Regions from separate parts of the Homo sapiens genome. Here regions 2 and 3 are each linked to region 1. A link is a contact called in ENCODE Hi-C or POLR2A ChIA-PET data. All regions are on one chromosome and are shown on one strand. Each heading gives the region's core, a stretch centred on a gene start or an enhancer-like site at or near the end of the contact. The rest is flanking DNA. Distances are from core to core; before and after follow the strand shown. Region 1 overlaps COPS8-DT (COPS8 divergent transcript). Region 2 has its middle 200 kb from the start of COPS8-DT. Region 3 has its middle 260 kb from the start of ACKR3.

What was found. Hi-C counts contacts between places; a loop is a spot of excess contacts on that map. ChIA-PET counts read pairs that join two places held with the same protein, here RNA polymerase II (POLR2A). Pooled maps may share reads with other maps.
Region 2: a map of endothelial cell of umbilical vein shows a loop between it and region 1 (3-fold over the local background). The contact joins two enhancer-like sites. A Hi-C loop is called at or near these places in 7 of 168 maps with a recorded cell type or tissue (CD14-positive monocyte, CD4-positive, alpha-beta T cell, Caco-2 and 4 more) and 5 of 50 pooled maps. POLR2A ChIA-PET finds 5 or more read pairs at or near these places in 1 of 52 experiments (activated T-cell).
Region 3: a map of PC-9 shows a loop between it and region 1 (17-fold over the local background). The contact joins two enhancer-like sites. A Hi-C loop is called at or near these places in 6 of 168 maps with a recorded cell type or tissue (Caco-2, HepG2, PC-3 and 3 more) and 5 of 50 pooled maps. POLR2A ChIA-PET finds 5 or more read pairs at or near these places in 1 of 52 experiments (Panc1).

Annotation. Positions count from the first base shown.
Region 1 is chr2:237,024,598-237,027,297 of GRCh38, reverse strand. All of the region lies in intron 1 of COPS8-DT (COPS8 divergent transcript), which reads left to right. Among named protein-coding and RNA genes, the nearest start is that of COPS8-DT, 60 kb to the left of the region's middle. Within about 2 kb of position 1,322, at least 2 of the 41 ENCODE cell types and tissues checked have a DNase peak (open chromatin) inside an H3K27ac peak, as active enhancers do.
Region 2 is chr2:236,886,260-236,888,959 of GRCh38, reverse strand. No RefSeq gene overlaps it. Among named protein-coding and RNA genes, the nearest start is that of COPS8-DT, 200 kb to the left of the region's middle. Within about 2 kb of position 1,304, at least 10 of the 41 ENCODE cell types and tissues checked have a DNase peak (open chromatin) inside an H3K27ac peak, as active enhancers do.
Region 3 is chr2:236,823,824-236,826,523 of GRCh38, reverse strand. No RefSeq gene overlaps it. Among named protein-coding and RNA genes, the nearest start is that of ACKR3, 260 kb to the right of the region's middle. Within about 2 kb of position 1,428, at least 4 of the 41 ENCODE cell types and tissues checked have a DNase peak (open chromatin) inside an H3K27ac peak, as active enhancers do.

The DNA.
Region 1 (2,700 bases), core at 73-2,572:
AAGTTCTACCCTTGAGTCTCCTGTCTCTTAACTCATGGTCTCCTGGGCAGTCTCATCTACTCTGTGACTCCGGCTCTTGCCCCCTAGGCCACTCTAAATGCCACCTCCTAATGTGCCCAGGGCTCCGAGGGAGTGCACGGTGCACAGCGGCCTCTCAGCAAATACCCCTGAAATGAATGCACCCTGGGCTTCCCATGCCTCCTTCTTGTCCCTGGACACACTGCACTCCCCCATGAGCTCCCTCAGATCCTTCCTCCCTTCCTTGCCCTCCCCAACTCCATGTTTCCCACCAGGGTTAACTCTGTCCTTGCCAAGCCCGATCCTGTGGGCCGTCACTCCATCCTCTTTCATGTTCCTCCCTTCAGTTTCTTTTTCCTCTGGTGACTTCTCGGCACCGATACTCTGCTCATCCATTCCTGGGCCCCCTGCTCTCGGGCCGCTCGGCACTTCTGGTAGACACAGCCCACCTGGTCTCCATTCCCAATGAGGCCATCTGCGGCTGCTCAGTATCTCCCATACCCTGTTCATCTCTCTCCTCCAAATGACCTGGCCTCCTGGCCTCCTTCTTAGTAAGTTAATGAAATTTCTCTCGCCACTCTTCCCTTCTTCCTTTGGGAACAGAGCGTGCATCTCCTTCTTCACTCAGGTGAGTCCCTCTGTCTGGCTCTGAATTCCATCCAATAGATCCAGGCTCTGGGGCTCCCAGTCATCCCCTCCTCCCGGTGTCTGTTGCTTCTTCTGTCACTGCCTCCTTCCCTTCAGCCTGTCCACCTGCTCTGTGGTTTCAGGTATTTGCACACACACCACAGCCAAAGGCACACACCTTTCTGGGACCCGGTTTAGTGTCAGGAAACCACCTTATCTCTTTGTGCTGCTTTCCATTGATTCAATGCATGTAAAGTGTTTAGAATAGATGATGGATATTAGTGAGCGACCATCATCATCATTGTAATTTTTGTAGCAAACATTCTTAAATGTTTGTCCAAGTTCACCACCTCCATTTCCTCCTCCTCCAAAAGCCCCTGAAATCTCAGAAGCCACAGCCTAGCTTTGATTCTGCCACACCCTGAAGGTATTCTGACTAAGATAATCACTGGCATCCCAGTCACCAAATCTAAAGGAGGATTTTGGCCCTCGTCATACTCTACCTCCCCATCAGCTTCAGATCCAGCTGGAGCCTCTCTCTTTTTTCCCTGAAATGCTCTCCACCTTCCTCAGATTGGGCAGCCCGTACCCACAGCTGACCCCACCCCCAAGCACAGCTGAGGCTCCTCCTCATCTCTCTGACCTTGAAAGTCAAGGTAATCCTTGGTCATCGTTGGAGTCATCAGGGCTCAGTCCTCTGAGCCCCTCTCTTTTCTGTCCTCACTCACCCCTACGGGACCTCATGCTGTTTCCTGGCTTTAGATATCATCTATATCCTGACCACTGGCAAATATACTCGCTGGCCCTGGCCTTCCCCTTGAATTCCAGACTGGTGCACCTGAGCTTCTCCTTGACATCTGCTGCTCTCGGACATTCAGTGGGCATCTGAAGCTCACCATGTTTGAATCAGACTTCTGATGTTTCCACCAAACCTGTTCTTCACATCTGTCTCCAATTTCAGTGAATTCTTCCAATTGCTTAAGTTTGGAGCGAACGTTCATTCCTCTCTACTTCTTACACCCCACATGAAACTACCTAGCAGATTATGTTGGTTGGCTTGAGAATCAGGTCACATTCTCCCCCCTATACTAACCCACCCTGCTCCAAGCCCCTATCAGCTTCTCCCAGCTCCCCACAATAGCCTTTTAATGATCCTCCTGCATCAGATCTAGCTCCCCTGCCCTCTCCCCTCTGCATTGCTATAGCCTTCTGTCAACATCAGTAAAATTAATATCAGTTTTGTCAGTTAAGTCAGCCACAGGGATCCTGTTACAATCAGATCATGTCATTCCTCTGAGCAAAACTCCCCCCTGGCCTCCAGCTCACTCCTTCCAGACCAAAGTCCTCATGACGTGCGAGGCTGTGAGTGGCCCTGTCATACTGACTCATCTCTTACTTCTCTTCCCCATTCCTTCTGTTCAAGCCAACTGCCCTATGCACTATGCCCTGAACACGCGACACACCCCTGCTTTGTGTCTGTGCACATTCTGTTCCTTCTGTTCCCGAAGGTATTTGCATGGCTCCCTCCCTGACTTCCTTCGACCCTTCATTCACACCTTCTTAGTGCATCCTTCTCTGGCCAGGGACACTATGATTTCACCCCTCCTCCCTTCACTACATAGCCACTTCTCCTCTTTGCTTTAAATATTCTTATACTAACACTTAATAGCTAACATTCTACGTGTTTTATTATTTATCTTGTATATTGTTGGTCTCCCCAGTGTCTTACTAGAATAGAAGCTTCATGATGCAGGGTTTTTTTTGACAGCTTTCCCACCCCAGAAATAGAAACAGAGCCCAACCCATAGTTGGAACTCAATAAATAGCTATACAATCAATAAGTGAAGATTCTTTTTAAAACCTTTTTCATATGCCCATCTTCTGCTCCATAGACTTTGGTGTCCCCTTATCTCATTGATATTTTCTTTAGGGTATTTTATCCATGCCCTGGGCTTCACCTGGAATGACACCATGTGATGGAGAGCAATATTGTCCCATAGCTTTTATTTCTTCCTGAAACCACACCCTTTTCAATACAACTTTGAAGCAGAAGCA
Region 2 (2,700 bases), core at 55-2,554, 140 kb after region 1:
AAATTGGCGATGTCTGGCTATCTATGTCCCAGGCGGCCATTGAGGCTCAGGAGGAGGCAGGGACCACATGGTGCGTTTCTAGACAAGCAACCGCCCAGCCGTCCCCTCGCCATAAACCCAGCCCGTTATTTGCAGCAGGCCACACAGACGCAGGGGAACAGGGCCTCTGCTTCTCTCTCAAGGACTGGAGTGGGGCTGTAATTCTTTGAAATCCAACAGCCCATTTAGTCATTTCATTTTTGCTGATCCAGCAGGCGGAATGGAGGCCCAGGAGTGAGCCTGGGTCTCTGGCTGCAGAGAGAGGAGTTCCAGCAGCTCCAGGCTCAGGTGCGTTTGCGCTGTGGCCCCCACAAACGGGGGCCCGCTGCCCCACATACTGAGTCTCTCTCAAGCTTCCTGAAATGACCGTGTGGGTTGTCTGGGCTGCAAACCTCCCAGTGACTACTCATCTCTCAGAGTAAATTCAAAGTCCTTGCAATGCCTCCATGCCCACATCCTCAGACCCTTCTCACCTTGTGGTTCCTCCCACTCCACGGCACGCAAGGCCCTCGCTGGTGGCAGGGCCTGTGGGCAGAATTCTCTTCTCCCAGGGGAGCACCTGGGGAATCCCCTCATTACCTCCCAGTCTTTGCTCCATTCCCTTTGCACCAAGGCCCACCAGGTCGGCTGTACTGGTCTGATGCTTCACTCAAGGCTCTATTCCTGTTTCCTTGGCACATGTCACCTTTTGGCTCATGAAGATGGACTGACACCTCCTCGATGGGGTATGTGCATTCCTTGTTTCCTCATAGCACATAAGTGCCGTGAGGACTGGGGCCTTGTCTGCATCTCACTCGTCTATTCCCAGCACCTAGAAGAACCATGGGCACACAGGGAAACAGGCAGCGAGTGTGTTTCCATCCAAAACAGCATCTCCAGTGTGTTTTTCTCTCTCAGCCCTTCCTTTCCAGAGTGGGAGAGAGGCCAGGACAGGCAGTCTATGCGCAAAAAAGTCCTTTAAATAAGGAAGGTAAAGATCCGGTTTTACGGCACTACCCCTACAGGAATTCCAGGCTTTCATAGAAACAAGTCCACATCCCTGTGCTGAAGTCTGCCGAAAGGAGGCCTCTCAACAGTGGGTGATAGTCCACAGTTTACAAGCGCTGGCTCCAGGCCTGACCAGAGAGGACCCCGAGCCGTGTTCCCCCTGCCTTCACTCTGCATTTTCTGGTTCAATTCAGGTCATAGCAGACTGTGGCTGTTATTCTAGCATGGTTACTAGCATATAAATATTTGTCAAGTGTTTCATTCAAATGCCTCTTCCAGGAAAAGAGGGTGGAGGGCCAGCCACGTGCCATTGGATGTTAAGGAAAGGTTGTTCCAGCAAATAAAACATGTGGCCTGAGACTTATGTACGAGGATGTTCAATACAATCTTACTTATAACAGTGAGAAAAGTACAAGCAACTTAAATAACCAATGGCAGAAGCATGGCCAAATAATTTATGGTACAACCATAATACAGTGTATTATGAACCTATAAAAATTATATTCTCATGGAATATTAAAGGTCATGGGGAAAGTCTATGAAAATGCAAAAGAAAAATATTAAAATATTCTCAGAAGCTATATCTGAATTGTATGTTTATAGGTAATTTTATTTTCATTTTTATACTTTTCTATTTTTAATGTTTTTTATAAGACTCATATATTACTTTTATTCTCTGGGGAAATAATGAATGCTGTCTTAAAATAAAGTGAACACAGTCTTGAGTAATAAGCTATGATGGATTATCCACACTACTTTGTTGAATTCAATATTTGGGAACAATATAAGCAAGTAACCAGCAGTGTCCTGTGCACCAACCTGGTTGGAAACTGCCCAGGTCTTATACACAATGTCACTGTGTCCTTGGGCTGAGGGGAAGCTCCCTGAACTTTGGTGGGTGATGATTCGGAAGAGGGTGAACTTCCCTTCTTAGTAGAAGAAGGTGCCCTAGGCCCTGGATGGGGCCTCAAGACCAGCCTTTTCCTCGGCTGTTCCTTGTATTAGGTTGGTGCAAAAGTAATTGCACTAAAATGCATTAAAAAATGGCAAAACCCGCAATTACTTTTGCACCAACCTAATACCTTAGAGACCCAGAATTCTCTCCCTCGCCATGTCCTAACATTCTCTCAAGCTTCTTTCCTCCTGCGTTGTCACGAGACCAAATGGAAATCTGGAAGAGGTGAGAGTTTGTCTTCAGAGCTTGGTGATAAAGTGGAACCAATGGCATCGCACTTTCTGGCTCCGAGTTTGCTTTCAGCCAGCAAAATTCCTGCCGACAGAACCCTCTGTGGCTCCAGCAAACATAAACAATATCTCTAAGAAACAACTGTTTGATTAATGCAGCCAATTCCAGCAAACAATTTCAAAATTCCATGGAAAAACAAAAGCCAGTAGAAAGGCCAAGCCAGATGCTGGACCTGGGGACACAGCAGAGGCGTCCCGGCTGCCATTCTGCCCACCATGACCTGTGGACACCACCAGCCACAGTCAGTGCAAACAGGTAGACTGTTCAGCTCAGTCGGTGAAGACTCCATTTCCTCAATTCGTTTTATTTATTGCTTTGGAAAACACTCATTGGCCAGGAAAATGGGCGTGTCCAGTAATGATTAAGCTCTGCAGCATAAAATAGAACCCATGCGCCTTACAGATTTATTACAGATTTATGGAAATGAT
Region 3 (2,700 bases), core at 179-2,678, 200 kb after region 1:
AGGATCAGAACCGAATTGAATTGTAAGACACCCAGTTGATGTCCTCCAAGAATAGGAGAACTGATTGGAGTGTTAAGAAAACCCACACATTTGGTGTTGGAAGTGAAGTGCTGTGTGTGAGTAGAGAGGAAACAGGTTTTCCTTTTACGTGGGTTCCGCAGATAGATTGAAAATGGCAAGCTTCCCCCATTGACACTGTGGCTTCCTCCACTGAAAATGGCAAGCTTCCCCCACTGACATTGTGGCTTCCCCCACTGACACTGTGGCTTCCCTCCAGGAGCTGGGAGCTGCACAAGAGTGCATGTCCGCACGTGTGCCCTGAAACTAGGGAGATGTGCGGGAAAAGGCGCAAAAGCAATTGCAGGAATCAGATGATGGCCTAGGGCACTGGCAGGGGGCTACAAAGAAAGGGCCTGCATGGGGATATATTTGGGAATTATGTTGACATTGACAGGGAGGTGTCTGCCTGAAGCTGGTATGAGTCTAAGATCTGCAGAAGAAACACAGGGAGGGTTGGGGGGAGGTCACAAATGACGGTTTAGCCACATGGACTGTAGAAGACCTCCCAGATGTACTATCAGGTATAGACGTGGATTCTGCCAAAGCCCTACAAGTGCCAAATCAGATGAAGAGTGCGAGGACAGACACTGCCGCCCACCAGGGCTTCAAAGAAGGAGAGGAAGCCACTAGGAAGACCCCAGAAAGGGGGTTCTGGGTAGAGGCAAGAGCTGTGCGTGCAGCCACAAGCCTGCTCTCCCCTCTGAACCCATGGGAATGCACCCGGAATCTCAATCACAAAGCTGTAAAATTACCTAAGCTCGGAAACTGAGACTATAAATCAGTGATTTCCCAGACTCTGGAAAGAATTCCCACTCAACGCTACCTGAACAGAGCTAGTAGGAGCCGACGTGGTTAAAATCACATAGAACTGATTCAAGTGGAGAGAGACTGATGCTGGAATGGAAGAGATTCGAAATGGGCTTCAGTATGAATAAGACCTTGATAGCTACAGAGAATGCAGCCCAGCCAGGAAACCAGGGGAATGTTTACCAAAAAGCACCCGGAGAGCTGGCTCTTTGGTTAAATAAGTAAATAAGATTACATCTTCACTTTAACTATACCCAACAAATTTAGGTGAATCAATGAGTTAACAACAAATTCCAAAGTATATGAATATTGTTCTAATCTCTGTCTAAAGAAGGGCCTACTATAAGCAAATAAACCACTTACACAAATTATTTTAAATATCAACAAAGGTGAAAGCCAAATCAAGAGAATGCATTACAGAAAGGAGTAGCCAACACTGTGTAAACCACATCTGATCACTGGGGTGCAATTGGAACTGAGTCTGGGAGAAGAGGCAAGATTTAGACAGGTGTGGCTTGGGAAGGGAGTTCCAGGTGGCCCGGACAGCATGAGGCCTGGCAAGAGGACAGCCAGGCCTTGGGTTCGCCTGGCTTAATTATCAAGTTACAAAAGTCCTACATAAACAAAGGCCACCTGGATAAGTGGCACAGCCGGCCTAACCTCATCTCCTTATGACTGTCAATATTGACATTTGTAGACTCTTTGAAAACAAATTTAATTACTCAAGCAAATAATATCCTCCATGCAGGAAAGTAGGTTCAATCCAAATATCTGATTCATGATATTTACTTTGTTAGAGAGAATTGCCACTTTGAGAAAATAAGCCCTTGATATTTTTAATTGCTTGCATGCAGATTTGGTTTTCTAATTATTTTCTCCTTCATCAAACACAACCAAAGAGCAGCCTTTTGCATATTGCATCCAAGAGAGGCAAGATACCTTCAAAGAAAGATTTCTCCCGTCGGGGAAAGAAAAATAATTAAGACAAGAATAATGCCACCAGACTTGCTGTCATCCTCCCTGGATGGTATTTCAAAGAAACAATCCAATCTGCCCTTAAATACAAATGGGCTTTGTTTCATCTCATACACTTTTTTCAGGATACAAATACTTTTGAAAAACCTGGGAACCAGATTTATAGAGCTCATGATACGTCCATATTTTAAAATGTCATTTTATTTCCTGCTATTCAAGAAAGAAATGAGCCACTTACACACACACACAAAAAGGGTTAGAAGAAAATATCCTTCTAGTAATTATGACCTTGTTTATTTCCTGTGTCTTTTGATTAAAATGGTACACAGGAGGCTGGATTCCATTCCTACCCAGTGCAGAAATTCTCAAAGCCCTTTCATCGAAATGAAGCAGAAGCAGGTTTTCTTACTGACAGATCCGTGATTCAAAATGATATTATTCACAACAACAACAAAATGATCCCATGACCATCTATCAACTTCAGCATTCAGGAACATGTTTAACATGTGCTGATTCAGGCTCGCCTCCCCAGCACACACCCACCTCCAGGGCTTTCTTAGGCCTTTCTGGGCCTCTCCCAGGCAGGAGAGGTAATCCCTATAGAATCTCCATTGCATGGAGCCCTGATTTGAAAGATCAGAGCCTGGATTCTAATTTGCAGTTTTATTAATGGCTTCTCACCCTCGATAAAGTGATTTTCTTCCTTTTAACTAAGGTGACAGTCTTTGTTTACAGAGCTGATTAAACGTTCCTTTCCTATTCAATCTGTTGTAGGGCGAAGACAAATTCCAATTCCACTGAAAGGTACTGCTGCACACAATGGGACCCTCGTGAGGGAGATAAGAATTCATTTTTTCA